Linked DNA regions of Mus musculus: region 2 is linked to region 1. A link is a loop called in an ENCODE intact Hi-C map of the cell type or tissue named here. Cell type or tissue: left cerebral cortex. All regions are shown on one strand.

The links. A loop is a pair of places that touch in the nucleus more often than their neighbours do. Peaks named below come from ENCODE experiments on the same cell type or tissue, not always from the same donor. Only the 100,000 strongest peaks of a DNase experiment are listed, where the experiment ranks them.
Region 2: it touches region 1 in a loop (2.7-fold over the local background); 3 of 42 quality-filtered maps call a loop at or near these places.

The regions. Positions count from the first base shown.
Region 1 is chr5:22,497,532-22,505,531 of GRCm38, forward strand. It overlaps Orc5 (origin recognition complex, subunit 5), which reads right to left. Exons shown (of 14, transcript NM_011959.3): 13 at 2,445-2,557. Among named protein-coding and RNA genes, the nearest start is that of Gm22887, 33 kb to the right of the region's middle. In left cerebral cortex, no CTCF peak of the experiment used is centred here; no DNase peak of the experiment used is centred here.
Region 2 is chr5:22,339,298-22,347,297 of GRCm38, forward strand. It overlaps Reln (reelin), which reads right to left and starts at 5,408. Exons shown (of 65, transcript NM_011261.2): 1 at 4,883-5,408. The coding sequence starts at 5,111. In left cerebral cortex, no CTCF peak of the experiment used is centred here; DNase peaks (open chromatin) are centred at 4,506, 4,865, 5,097 and 6,255; H3K4me3 peaks cover 2,463 bases; H3K27ac peaks cover 382 bases.

The DNA.
Region 1 (8,000 bases):
CTAGTAGTTTGTTCTTTAAAACTTTGCTGACTAGCTGTCACTGTTTTGCTCAACTTGACACAAACTAGAGTGATCAAGTGAAAAATACAGACCCCCAGATTAGTCTATAGATAAGGATATAGAGTTGTTTTTGTTTGTTTGTTTGTTTGTTTGTTTTGATTAATGATTGATATGGGTGGGCCCAGCCCACTCTGGTGACCCTAGGCAGATGGTCTTGGTGGTATAAAAAGCAGTACATGAGTCATGAAAAGCAAGCCAGTAGGAAGAGATTCCCATGGTCTCTGCATGACTTTCTACTTCCAGGTTCCTGCCCTGCTTGAGTTCCTAAGTTGGCTTCTCTCAATGGATGGAGTGTGATCAGGAGAGAGAGCCAAATAAGCCCTCTCCTCCCCAAGTTGCATTTGGCCATGATCTCTCTCAGAGCAATAGAAAGCAAATTAGGATAGCCACAGACGCCTCAAAGTAGACCCAGCCACTTCTCTGACAATCATCATAGGGACTTTCTCCTCCTACCATACCTCAATTTCGAGTGAGACTGTGTTCTTCACTCTTTTTCTTGATGTCACCTCCAAAACAAGCCCACATGGTTCCGTCCTACCTAAGGTTTTACTGAACTGGAAAGGACAAGAGTATTTTGACTTATATTTATCAGTGTAAATTGTAAGGTGAATAATTAGAGTTCATCTTCCTAAAACTCAGCCCAGAGGATGGAAAGTGATACAGGAAGTGGTGAGGATAGTGATGATATATCGGAAAAGGCTTCAGAAATACAAGGTCACAGTGAAATATAAGTGGAGAAAAGCTACATGCGAAATGGTGAATGTAAAAACCTAGAAAAGGCTCAAGTGTGAGTCCACAGGACGAAGGCCATATGTATGTAGGAAGATACAGGAGATTTGTGTCTAGGAGACTGAAGCTAATTGTTATAGATCTTTCTGACTGTAGTGAGGAGAGTGGGTTATATTTAGATAAGAGTAGAGACAATCAATTAGGAGGCTACTAAAGAGTGAGAGAACATCACTGAGTGGTAAAGCCACCAATGTGTGATCTACAGAAGGACTACAGACCTCACAGAACAGTGAGTAGACATGGACAGTACGGGAGAAAAGAACAAGGTCACTCTCAAATTCTAGGCCTCTGCAGCACGGCAGACCGCAGTGCTGACCGCTCAAACAGGACCAGGAAGGAAAGATCAGCCTTTCTTTTCTTGTTTATGCGTGAAAACAGATCAGACTTTCTGAATTCAGTCTTGAGTTGGACTATAATGTCTAATAAAGGTCAAAAATATGAAATATGAAAATGAAATGGCCTTTAACAATAATGGGACTTACTAATGGTTGTTGAAGTTGTAGGTATAGCTAAAATTGCTTAGGAGAAAAGTGTATTATGAGAAAAGAAGCTGGGATCAAGCCTCAAGGAACAACTAACTCCGTTTAAAGGTCAGGTAGAGAGAACAGGCTGGCAAATGAACCCCAGCAAAAACAGACAAAGAAACCAAGAGAAAAGCCAGCACCATGGAGTCAGGGTCTCCAGAAGAGGGCTTCAGAACCACTGGGAAAACAAGCAGCTGGGGAGGAGTGCCCTCTGGGGAAGTGGAGGGGGAGGCGTTCTGAACAAAGGCAGGTGAAGAATTCCTTAGGCAGGGAGGGTCCCCATGCCCACTCTACATACACTCAGGCAGGGAGATATAGATGGCCACCCGCAGTAATGGCACTGACAGGGTTCTAAACCAATGGCTTCAGTATTTCTGAATGAAGCATGGAAAGGGGAGCACAGGCGTCAGGATGTATAGTTTACTTACAGTCAGGAATCTAGTAGGCAGGACAGAATGCTATAAACTACACGCTAAACTGTCCTGGCTGGGAGTCTGAAGCAGGGTAATCATCCCTGAGGAGAACAAGGAAAGAGGAGGGGTCATGGGAATGATTTCATGACAGACAGCAAGCAGCCTTGGAGGATCTGCTGCCACTAGAGAGAGGGGTAGTCTAGGCAGTCAGTTAAGGACGTGAGGAAGAGGACTGGGGAAGGTGGTAGCACGTGGGATGGAGAGAGACAGAGCTCAAGCCAGCACCTGCTAGTGTGTGTCATAAGATGTCACGCGAGAGCAGGAGGGCTGATGAGGGAAGAGGATGCCCTTGTGGTGTGGAGTGTCATGTTTCCATACATATGAGCTTTGGTAGCCAATGATCTCTGGAATCCAACCTTCCTATATATAGTACTGCAGTCAATTCATTTCTGTCATCTAACACACTAGCTGCGACTTGTAACTTTACATCATTGATAAACTAGATTAGAGGATGCTACAATGGAACTTATTCAATCTTGGCAGCTAAATGATCTTTTCTTGTTTAAATGACTTTTTATTATATTAGGAAGGATACTTTTAGTTAGCATACAATTTGCATAACTGTGACATTTTACACAATCAGATAATCTACACTTACCGTGCAATAGCTCTGATGAAATCTAGAGAAACTGTGCATTTGTATTTTGGCCCATTAAGTTGATCTTCATGACCAACTATGGTTAACAGCTGTAGAGTCACTAGGGAGGTAATCTAAAAATGAAAGGATATTCTTATGAGAAAATTTAATGAGACTGAATGATACCTTTATTTACTTACAGTGCTATTAATAAAGACATAAATGAATCCATACAAATACAAGTATTGTAAACTCTGTACACCCAAATTTGTATGTGTGTTTGAAAACCTAGCTTAAGAACGATGGGTACTCACTAAAGAGTCCTGGATTGTTAACAGATGATTTAAAATATAACATTTTCTCACATAACCATCATTTGCATGTATACAGGTTCCTATGTTTGTGTGTGTGTGTGTGTGTGTGTGTGTGTGTGTATGTTTAGTACACTTAAGTATACGTGCGTGTGGAGGCCAAAGACAAACTCAGGTGTCATTCCCCAGAAGCCATTTATCTTTTTAATTTTTGAGACAGGGTCTCTCTTCTAAGGACCCAAGGTGTATTTACCACTTTGGCTAGGTTGGTAGGCCAGTGAGCTTCGGGGGTCTGCCTATCTCTGCTTCCCAGGCTCTGAGATCACAAATGGGTGCTATATTTTTGCTTTTAGTGTGTGTGCTAATGACCAAATCCAGGTCTTCATACATGCAAGCACTTTACTAAGTGAGCTAACTCCTGTCCTAAATAGAATGTGAAATGAATGGAAGAGTTAAGACATTCTCCCACGGCAAAGCTAAATTAACTGCAGCCCTGTTTTCCATAGGGATTCACTTCCTAAAATGCTTGAAAGTTTTACAAGCTCCTGGATTATTAAAGGCTGGTCTACTTTGTACTTCTTTTAATGTAAGAGAAAACATTAATTACCTCTTACTTTACCAGCAATTTTTTCCTTATACTTCTTATAACTTCTATTTTCCTATAAATTAAACACTATCTCATATTTAATTAGGTTCTTATATTGCCTATTATTCTTCATCCACCATTTTCACGGACAAACATCACATATGTCTTTAACTGAGCTAGGTTAAAATTTCAAACACATTTTCAGTTATCTAAGCTTATGCTTACAGGACAGTCACAGTGACTGTGCAAAGCTTGGAACAAATAAACCACTTTGAGATCACTTTCAGTTCTACCATTTATAAACCAATCAAGTAAAGCGTGCAAAAACATGATAATATCAGTCAAAGTCATTTCCGAAATATGAGTTTAATGATGATATCAGTTTTTAGGGAGCTAGGGGGCTGTTTTAAGAAAGCTAGTGTTAAACCATTCAAACCTAAACAAAATAATTCATCTAGACTTTGTATACAAAAAGCATAATTTCAGTGCTATTCATTCCACAACGTTGTCATTTGAGAACTAACAGTAACATATGAATACACAGTTCAGGAAAACACCTGTTATATAAAATAGTATAAAAAATACTGATGCTTTAAGAATACTTTGTTAAAAATTTTAAAAATTTCCCAGTTTATTATAAAGTTGCTAGAGTAAAATCAGAATATATCAAAGCACAAAAATAATTTATGGGCTTAATTCTTTAAATCTCAAACACATCAATTTAAAACTCTAAATCAAAACTTTTAGAAAAATGTAAGAAATTATTCCTAATTTTGCATAAATATAAGGACATTTACCCTTTCCATCATCTCATCCTTAATTATCTATTTTTATCCATTAAACTCTCGTGGACTTTCTCTAGAATGTGAACATTCAAAGATTACAACACAGAAAATAATTTTTCTTGTTTAACTTCAAATATTCCTAACAATCCAAGAGAAGCAGGTCTCCATGCTTACAGCTAACTAGCTTGAGGCCGTCAGTGTACACATCAGACATTGCTAGACACAGGAGCTCCCCTGCCTACTCCAGCACACACATAAGACAAAGACAAGATGGTCTTTCTCATCTAGCTCTTCAGGATTCACTGACAAATACGATACCCAAGGAAGAGATACAGAAGAGTCACTTCTGTCATTACACTGCTAGGAGCAGAAGCTGATTCATAGCTTCTCTAGTTTCAGCAAGGAAAGAGAGAAGAGTCTGTAGGTTATAAAGTAACATCTCAGAAGGACTTAATCTTCCTTGGAGAAAAGCTCACTAAACAATGACAAAACATCCTCTACTTGAACATTACAGGCAATCTATTTTTAGTACTTCTAGTTTACAGAAGGCTTGTCATTCAATTGAACTTTGAATTACCCTGAACATATTTCAAAATAAATGTTCAAAAGCTTTACAGGATTTAGAAAAGGATAACCACAGGAGAAGTAACTTCCAGTTCCAATAAGATGGCATAGATTCAGATATCCTGCTTCCCCTGGGAGTAACTAACACAGGGACAACCAAGGAGGCCAGGGAAGGACTGCGGCCAATGCAGGATGCCAGGCCCCGAGGAATAACACAGAGGTAAAAACTTGGAAATTCCTTGTCCAACAATAGAAAGTAAGTCAGGCTTAGCACTGCAGTGCATGAGCCAGCAACACCAGACTTATGGCTAGCCTTTTTCTCCCCATGGACAGAAGACAGTGCTGTGAAAATGAACTGAGAAGTCTGTGTCTGGCAAAACTACCATTTGCAAATTAAGTGGAAATGGACATTCTTAAACAAGAGAAAATTAGAGAATTTGCCACTGGCAAAGAATAGCCAAAAGAAAATTCTTCAAACAAAAGTATAAAAGGAGCAGCAAGCATCAAAAAAGGAAAAGAACAACAGAAAGCAAGTACGTAGAAAAATGCAACACATCCTGTGTCTAATACTTGATTAAAAATTATAGCAGCAGCATATATTTAGGCCAATGCTATTTAGTCAGTGTACATAGCAAGAGAACAGCTTCATATAAAAATCTGCAGACTAAATTCCAGAGTAGATTCATTTATAAAAGTTAAACCAAAAACCTCTACCAACCACCTCTAAACTAAAATACTTGAAAGAATGTATATGTCAAACGGGTTAATGTTTAAAAACCGGTACAGTCACATCACAGAGCACTAAGCAATAAAAACAAAGAAAGGGGCTGGGGAGATTGGTCAGTGGGTAAGTACTTGTTTAACAAGCATAAGGGACCTGAGAGGTGGTTAGGACTCCCTAGCACTCACACAAAAAGCTGGTGTGGCAATATGCACCTGCAATCACAACTCTGGGGAGAGTAAAGACAGGGATCCCAAGAGTGTGATGCTCAGCTAGTCTAGTAAAATGGCAAAAGATCATGCCTCAGAAAATAAGGCAGCGTGACAGAGGAAGACACCCAACACTGACTTCTGCCAGGGACACCTGTCACATCTACACAAAGGTACACGCACCTATACAGGAGCCCACACTATTGATACATGAAAGATGAATCTCAGCTACCACAGACTGGGAAAGACAAGGGAGACTTAAGGGTATAGCTGTCAATGAAAAATCGGTAGATCCTTATAATGATGAAAATGGTTTGTACCTTAATTGGAGGAGAAAATGTCTCTATGGCCAAATGTAGAGATGTATATAAGGATGAATAGATGTAGGGAGAAACACTTGGTGGTCTGTCCTCAGGGTTCTATCCTTAGTACCCAAACCAAACAAACATTTTAAAAATTAGCGGGCCTTGCTGCCCACCCACAAAACAACAACCCCAACAACACCAGTCATATAGCAAATGTGTATGAGAAGTGGGGCAGTTAGAATAAGATCAGCAGACTACATCAATGCCAACTTCCTGACTGGGATACTTTTAGCTGGACCTTGTGCAAAATGTCCCTGCTGAGCGAAGTCAGTGAAGGACACACAGGAAGACAAGGTCTGGAACACCATTTACAACTGTAGGTGAATGTATAATTATCTAGAAAGAAAGTTGAATGAAGAAAATATAAGTGAAACAACAATATGAACTAACCAGTACCCCCAGAGCTTGTGTCTCTAGCTGCATATGTATCAGAAGATGGCCTAGTCGGCCATCAGTGGAAAGAGAGGCCCCTAGGTCTTGTAAACTTTATATGCCTCAGTACAGGGGAATGCCAGGGCCAAGAAGTGGGAGTGGGTGGGTGGGGGAGTGGGTTGGGGAGGGTGTGGGGGACTTGTGGGATAGCATTGGAAATGTAAATGAAGTAAATACCTAATTAAAAAGAAAAAAAGAAAAATAAGTACATAAACGCTCTTCTGTTTCACCAGGGTGCTATGAGGAATAACTAATAAAAATGACATGAATGTAGCCGGGCAGTGGTGGTGCACGCCTTTAATCCCAGCACTCGGGAGGCAGAGGCAGGAGGATTTCTGAGTTCGAGGCCAGCCTGGTCTACAGAATGAGTTCCAGGACAGCCAGGGCCACACAGAGAAACCCTGTCTAAAAAACAAAAAAACAAAAACTGACATGAATGTACTTATATTAGAATGGAAGTGCCATATAAATACTAAATAATAAAAAATCATAAACATACAACAAGGGGTGTGTGCATAGCAAACAAGTATGCTTTTGAAATAACAGACAGTAAATACAACTTTTTTTTAAAGAAAGAAAGAAAGAAAGAAAATATAAACACTGATAAGATATTCAGAGACCCTAAAAACCATTACCTTTATTTCAAAATCTAGGAAGATACAAAAATCTTTCAAAATTAAAGCATGTTGGGACTATATTTATCAAGATTTCTAAAACGTTTGGGTACAATATGGCCTTAGGTGGGAAACAGTGATGTAGCACTGGAGTAGGTTTTTAAGCACATAAGATCTTCCACTTAAAGAACACAATTGGTTATGGTTTTGAAGCCTGCCCTCAAGTAGGGCTTTCAGTCAAACCCTCCATGCAGTGAGTCTACACTGCTTTTCACAACTCTGTCTGAGTCTGGAGCTATGAAACATTATTTATTTATTTATTTATTTATTATATGTAAGTACACTGTAGCTGACTTCAGACACTCCAGAAGAGGGAGCCAGATCTCATTACAGATGGTTGTGAGTCTGGAGCTATGAAACATTATTTATTTATTTATTTATTTATTTATTTATTTATTTATTAATTATATGTAAGTACACTGTAGCTGACTTCAGACACTCCAGAAGAGGGAGCCAGATCTCATTACAGATGGTTGTGAGCCACCATGTGGTTGCTGGGATTTGAACTCCGGACCTTCGGAAGAGCAGTCGGGTGCTCTTACCCACTGAGCCATCTCACTAGCCCCCGAAACATTATTTTTTAATACTACAGGAGGATTATAGTAAACCCAACCTGAGTGTTTCTCCCCCAGTTCTTACCTTTTATTCTATTCTTCAAAATGGCGATTTATTTAAGAGCTATAAAGACCACTTAGATTTTAAGTATATTAATAGAAAAATTTGTAGTGTAAAAATAATTACAAATTATTTTTGAAAAAAAGAAAATTCTGAGGCGACTGCTCCGGGCTAAGACACTTGCTACTCTCAACTCCAAGAAGCATACTGGGAGGTGCACAACAGTTACAGGAACCACATTTGCTCTTCTGGTCTCACTATGCACACTAGCACGCGCGCACACACACACACACACAAAATCAATACAGCTTTAAA
Region 2 (8,000 bases), 160 kb before region 1:
TCTGCAAAACATACGAGTCTTTACAAATCCTCTCAATTCCAAATCTTCACAAAATCCTGGTCCCTCAGTTCATGGTTTTCAGATGTGAAGCTTCGCTGAAGTGAAAGGTTCTACCTCAGCAAATAGTTGGGAAGATTAAAGATGTAATGAGTCCAATTAATTAAAGTTAACAATTATCCAAAGTAGCATTATAGATTATCAGAATGAAATTGTAGCCTAATGTGTAATCGTTCCAAAGTTAGGCTTACAGATGATCCTATGAAGTCGGCCAACTCTCAAGAATAGGAAAAGAAACAACAACAACAAAAAAAATCACTCTTAAATGTTTCCTTTTAACTGTATCAATCAGTGGAAAGTCTGGAATCCACTTGTACTTATTTGAGAAACCTGTTAAAATATCCAACATCCTCTTAGAGATAAAAAGAAATGTTTATTGGAGTAAGGCGGTTTGTGACTATAGAGGTACAAGCATCTTTTATTTTTAACATCTAAATAAAACAGTCATTCAAAATAAACATTCACAAAAATGAAGGTATTATTCTAAGTTCTGTGGTGCTATGCATGGACTCGAGTTCTGCCCAGGCTAGAGGCTTTAGATTAGCATTCCAAACACCTGGGCTTTTTTTTTTTTTCCAGCTTGAGACTGGAACACACAGAATATAAATTGGACAAAGTAGGATTTATATGATTTCAAAAAAATATGAACCACACCAGTAAACTATGAGTGGAATAAACCGAGGAGAGTAAGATAAAATATGTAACAAGTGAGACAGAATTCTCTAAACATCCAATTTGCACAGACATATGTGCACAGGGCACAGGTGTGCTTCACTTAGGAACTGCATGTGATGGATACATGTGCTGATTCCAGACTCTAACATAACCAGGAAAAGTGGCCACACACCAATCAACAATAGTTACATTAGCAATCGGAAATCACTTTCATTCGAATAGTAACATCATTCCCTTAAAGGGAGCTAAGCCTGGGGTGTATTTTCAAACTAAGTCTAAGACAGACTGTATTCTGTACTTTAAAGGCCACTACATCATGCTTTCTTTGAAAAAAAAAAATGAACAGCAACCAGTTGGCTGCTGAGCACATTTCCCTACAAAGTAGTAACTTTAATTATTACAACAAAGCAGCCCTAGCACATCGCCCTGATTATGCCTTTTAAAGGGGAATGTTCAGTTTGGGCCTTAGGAAATTGATTCTCCTGCTTTCCCAACAATGTCACTTGTGAAAAAATGATGGAGTAGAAAAATGGAATTAAAAAAATCACCGATAGTAATGTTGAGTCAACAAAGTGCAGAGCAATGCTCCTTGTCCACCATCGCCAATTCGATTTTACTGCAGACATGTTCTTACTGCTGGTTCCTCCCTTCAGTCGGGTATTGCTGAGCCTATTTCTCATGGCTAATGAAACACTTCCTCTGCTTTATGCTACCAAAAGAACAGGGATTCCATCTCCATATCATGGTAAATTGCCTTCTGAAGGCTGAGGCATTAGGGCAGGCTCATGTGCTTTGCTCTACAATGCTCTTAGAGGATGCCTAGCTTCACAATGGTGACCGTGTAGTCTGTTACATGGTGGGCAGGTTCTTATCTGACATGAATTCCAAGATGTGGAAAAGGTTTTCTGTCCCAAAGCAAATTATCTGCTTTCCCAAAGATATTAGCTGTCCTAAGCAAAGAAGAATAAACATCTTTCTGAAGTTTTAAGTAAAACTGGAAGAAAGTAACATTCAAAATTCTCTGTAAATTAACCGGACAACAGGAAAGGGGGTTGCGAAGACATGGTATTAGCCACCTCCGGTTGTTTGTGAAGAAGAGGTATGATCACAGGGAGCCGGCTGCAGACGCCAGCTCAGCCCCAACACGTCTCACAGAACTGAGCTGGTCCCGAGAAGAAACAGAGCATCCCTGGGTGTGGCAGGGGACAGAGATGGCTCTGTGACTGAACCACTTAGACGGAACCACTTTCCTCTTCCAATTGTTTGGGAATTTCTACAAAAAAGTCTCAGATTTGAAGTCTAGAAATCCCATTGGGAAGTTGAGTGCATCTTTGGATAGCAGAAAACTAAAGCATTCAAATTCTGAGGCCTTTCTAACTCAACACTAACGGGTTACCTTTTTGCTCAACGATGTCCTGTGGTGTATCCATGAGAAGAGATCATAGTTTGTCTATGACTAACAATGCCATAAAAAGCCTTCCTGTATAACAGAATTTAAAACAAATAGGAAGGAGATCCTGACTCTCACCGTTTGTTATGTATGCGATAGAAGCTCATTAAATGAGCAGATTTACTACTTACTGTTAGAAATCTTGACATTTCTATCACAGGCTTAGACTCTTTAGCACTGTATTACTCAAAGACTTTCCACAGAGATCTTTAAATAAATATAATTCATACAAGAATGTGTGACTTTGGACCACTTGTATTATACACTGCCACACAGCCCAAGCCTCAGAGAGGAGCTGACATCGCCATTAACCGTCTATGGTGGGTGCCGTTCTACTCACCAGCTCTATCTCAACACAGTCGTAAGGGGGAAAGAAAAAGGAAAAAAAAACCTCAAAACTACCAGCTCTCCACCCAAATGCCATTCATCCAAATCCCCGAGCTTGATGGAAATCTAAGACAAACTCGTTTTTCCTGACATGAGTGCTGCATTTAAAAGGTTTAGAAGGCTAGAAAGAGATTCCCAAGCCCATATTTTACAGATTTCCTTACGTAAGTAGGCTTTTGATCAAATGACCTCCTCCTGCTTTCAACATTCATCAAAATGAGTCAACCACAAATGTATTTATTATGTTTTCCTATAGTGAGTCAATTCTTACAGATGCTATTTTTTTCATTTCCAAAGGTTTAATAATTAAAAAGCCACATATATGTATAATTTCAGTTTTAAGCATTTCTCCTACCTGTAGAGCATTTTATAGGAAAAACACTGAAGGCCTAGAGTTATACAGCTGGTTCCCAAAGCTTAAACTTTGATACAATATTTAATAGGAATTTAAAATGGCATTACTCTAATAATTTGACCTTTCAAGTTACATGATAAAATCCCTCCATCTTTTCTGGTGGCATAAGAGAGGTTCTGGGGACCTGTTCCCTACAATGTCCAGTCTGAAAGAATGCATTCATTCCCCTCTTTTCAGGCTTAGTGACATGACTGCAGTCAGGCTGTGGTTCATCTGCCAACTTTACAGCAAACCCAAAAGCTGTAGATGGTTATTCTCAGTCTCACTGATACTCCCTTCAGCAGTGATGTACAAAGGGTCTGTGTGGTGGGGGCTGATGCGGCTCTGTCATCAGAGACACCCCTCACAGCTTGACAGGAGCACCTTTTAGACCAGCATTCACTCACTCACCGACTAGCGGCTCTCACAGATAACCAGCTACACGTCTGCTAAGGGGCACGCCAAGTGACCACTGTCTCAGTCAGTCTGTAGGTTAGGTCTGGGTGGTCACCACACTGGCGTTCCTTTCACTGCAAAGATTTCCATGATCTCAGAAAAAGCACCAGATAACTGTTGGGAAGGGAACACGTACAAGCAAACCCTTTTATTTAAAGGACTAGTTACAGAAATTGATTTCCTAAAATTAAATTATGAAATTGCAGGAACAAGGCTGCCACCCCTCTGAGGAAGTTGTTAAAGCCACTGGTGTAAATATCTAGGATGAACAGACTCAGCCAAAGCCATTTGGAGGTGGGTAGGAAGGTTTTACTGAAACAGAAAACTCTTTAGCATTTTTACAAAATTTTCACTCCCAAATCTATGTGAAATGCCAGCCACCTTCTGCTCTGTCAACACCTGTAGCCTATTACAGACAGCACCCTTGGGATGGCATGAGTTCACTCAATGATAGTTTATGTCATTGGGTATAAATATTTTATGGAAATTTTCCAATTTAACATTTCCTATCATTAAGAAGTCCCAGAATGAAGACAGAAAGTACACATGGTTTATCTCCCACATATTTCACTTGATTAAAAGTATATGGACTACACTAAATTGCTCTTCTTGTAGCTAATTTTTATTTTTGAGTAATGTTTTAACCTCGATGAAGGACTGCATACTACATTAAATTACTCTTCTTGTTGCTAAAATTCAACTTTGCAGTAATGTTTCACCTCGATGAAGGATTGCATACTGATCCCTTAGGAGAGGGATCGCCTTTGTGGGGAGAAGCTTGTAGGTCCTGCCAGGGACTTAAAGCTGTGCAGATACAAGTGATTAGTAAGCATCGCCCAGACAATGCTAACAACAGCAAGCACCAAGCTAAAAGTATGAAGGGGATGACAGAAATCATCAATCACTGATATTTTAAACGACTCTTTAAAAGAATAAAGGGTTGGAAACAGCCGCTCTGTTTCTTGAGGACAGATCACTAGGGACTCCTGGCTGCAGAGCAGCGGGAACTTTTAACTGGCCGCCGGCATGGGCAGCCACCGACCAAAGTGCTCCAATCTGTCGGCAGCTGGCCGGCAAAACCCAGTGACAACCCCAGCGCCACCTGGGGACCCACCAAGGAGGACCCAGAACAGGACAAAAGTCTGGTATCTAAGTACTGGGGTTAGGAAAACACGATGCGCAGGTTCGGCAGCTGCAGGGAGTGAAGGGGTGGGGGACAGCAGTACCAAAAGCTTGTGTGGCCTGTCACATAAGCACCAGTTTATGTGTTAGGGGACAGTTGAAATCCCAACTCAGGACTCCATTCTCCACTAACTTTGTTCTCTCTCCCCAGGCAGCGCACCCCGCTGAGGTAGGAGGTTGTCCCGGTCTCCGGCCGGCTGGCCCCTGGGAAGAAGGAAAAGGATGGAAAGATGCGCTCGCGGGCCACCGTGGCGCCGTAGGGATGCCGTGGTGGTACCTACCATGGTATTCCTGTCCCGGTACGTAGTAGGTGGGGTTGCCCGCAATGTGCAGGGAAATGAGCACCTCGCCCTGCTCCCCATCCCCTTCCAGCTCCCCGTGGTGGGTGCACAGGAAAAAGAAAGGCGAGAAGCGCGGGTAGTAGCCGGTGGCCGCGCGCGCCCTCAGCGTCGCCAGCAGCAGCAGCACGGCCAGGACGAGAGCCCGCGGCGCCCAGCAGCCGCGCTCCATGCCGCCGCGCTCCGTGCCGCCGCGCGCCCCGCGCGCTCTCTCATCCACTTTCGGAGGCACCGGCACGGAGGAGCCGCGTGCGGGGAAGGCGAGCCGGCGGCGGGCTCGAGCCGAGCGGGTCCGGGCAACCGAGCCCGCGGGGGGAAGTTAGCGGGAGACCGAGGCTCCCGAAGTTACTTTGGGCCGCCGGAGCGAGAGCGCGGGGGGAACCGGGGCCGCGGGCGCCGAGAGCGCGTCGTCCGCCTCCGAGCGCCGCCGCCGCCGGTGTGCACGCGACGCCCCTCGGCCGGGCTTGGGAAAGTGCCCGCCCCCTCCGCACCTTCTTAAAGCCCCGGGCGCCGCCCCCTCCCCCGCCGCCGCCACACGTGTCCCAGCCGCGCCCCCGCCCCCGCGCCCGTCCCCGCCCCCTCGGGCTTGCCCGCACCTCGGGCTGTGCCCGGAGCACACGCGCGCCTCCCGCCCACGGCCCGCTCCGCCCGGAAGGGCAGGGCTGCTCGGCCGCTGCGCGAACGAGAGCGGCCAGAGACCGACGGGCTGCCCCGGGGAACCGGAGCCCCGGGCTCACGGCTGCCCGTTCTGCGAGGACGCGCGGGGAAGCCGAGGGCGGCGGGGACCGCGCTGTTCTTTGTCTACGCCGGCTGCAACCCTCGCCCCTCGGGGCCCGCCGCCCCCCAGTCCCCACGGCCAGCGCTTGTCCTGGGGACCCTCCCGTCAGTGGCCCCAACCGCGACGGTGCCCCGCGCGCGCGAGCCCTTTCCAGTCAGGCCTCGCGGCCCCGTCGCTGCCCCGGCCCGGGTCTTCAGTGGCAGCCAGGCTGAAAGGGAGATTGGGTGACGGTGCGATTGCCACCTGGAGTGGTGCGGGGCCAGATCGTCGGGCTTCTCGGCCGTGGGGATTGTGGTGAGGGGACCCGACAGGCGAGCTTCGCCGGACTCTGTATTTACGCGTTGCTAGGGGATTCCTCGGACGGAGATGGGGGTAGTAAATTTTAGGTCCGAGTTTATTACTTCTACATGTCATGCATGACCACTGTCACTGGGGTGGGGGAGGGGAAGGCATGCAGAGGAGTGGCTGGCAGCAGCAATGAAACCGGCGTTAATGAGCTATCTCACGCAGGACTGCGGGCAAGTGAAACCATCCAGAAGCACGTTTTTTAACCGAGCACCGCTGGCAGGAGCCCCGAGGCACCCAGAGACGGGAGAACAGAGCTGCCAGGTTTTAATGCATTTCTCCAGGCTCAGCACCAAGCCAAAATAAGCCTTGCTTGTAAAGAAACCAGGAAACTGTAATGTCAGAAATGGTAGTCTTTGCCTGAGTTTGGGAGAAGGGCGTCAGAAGGCAAGATCCAAAGGGAGACCTCTGTGGTAATTTCATTGCAAAAGATTTTTTTTTTTCTGCCACATTCACAGTTTCAGCAGATAGGAAGGACCTAACTGCCTGTTGGTCTCCATTACTTCCAATCCTCCCAAAGTTCAACAGCACACATATTCATACACGCGACTAATATTACACTAGAGCAAAGTGCCATGCAGGCTGCACAGGCTTGTAGATCATTAGCCTAATGTAATCCTAACACCACCACCGGAAGAAGCAAAACTTCCCCCATTTCACAGGGGAGAAATCAGAATAGCTTGCCCCAAGTAAGACGAAGGCTGACTCTAAAGATGCCTGGCCTGCCACTGTCTACAGCCCGAGCTCGAGCTCGGGAGGAAACCAGCACGACCGGACCACCTACTTTGGGCAGGCCCAGGAGACACCTGCCTCCTCCTCCAGCCTAGATTAGCTTCGGTTTAGCTGCAGCAGCCATTATGATAAAGCTTGGCCAGAGCAGCTGTTTACATTCAAATTCAAATTCTTCAGTCACATTAACCACATTTTAAAATAACCCACAGCTACATATGGCTAGCAGGTATTGAATCAATGCAGACTTACAGCACTGTCATATACAGAAGAGAAAAGGCCAATGTGAGGTCTAGCCATTCAGTTACATTTGCCAACTACCTCCTATACACCAAATGGCTGGATGCCATGCTCTGAGCTGTAGCCGACATGTGCTGGACCACATGGAACTCAGAATCTAGTGCTGGGAGAGGGTAAATTCAAACAGTAGGAGAAAATTACTTCCAATGGAGGTAAATGTTAGGCAAAAGCAAAACAGAAATATATGATTTACAGGGCAAAGAGCGTGCCCTCCACCGAGACGTCAGGAAAAGCTTCCCTGACAGAGTGCAGGGAGAGCTGGGACTTTTCAGTGTAGAAGACCCTGTGAACATGTGGGCATGTGGGAAGAACACTGCGGCCAGGAAACCAGAGTCCAAAGGCCCTGAAGCAGCACTGTGCTTGAACATGCAAGGCTCAGGAAAGGCAGCGGAAAAACAGGAAGGATGCTGGGGGCTGAAGCAACAGATTCGGAACACCTGGTGATGGGGAAACTCGGGCCAGAGATGATGTGAGGAAAATGCCAAAAGTTAGGTTTGTGGCTTCTCGCCAGCTTTTAAATACATACATATACAATAAAGTATTTAATTTATAGCACAGTTTCTAGCTCATTCTTTAGTTCACCACATGCTAATTGAACAACTATGGTATGCAAAACCCTTTGTTAAGCTCAGGGAAAAAGCAGTTCCTGCCCTGTGGATGTTCCCTTTCAGTGGGAGAGACAGATATCTATTACTATGATCAATTATAGTTACAAAATTGATACATAGTCTTGGAAAAAAGAGGGCAGCATTGGCTTAAGTGAGGAAGGCGCTGACTCTAACAATCTACAAGAAGCTGACTTAATAAAGAAGAAGGTATCTCTGGTGGGGGTGAGGAGGGAGGGCAAAGCATCTCTGTGCAAGAAAGAACTTGGCAGAAAGGAGATGAGAGCTCTTGACACTGGTGCAG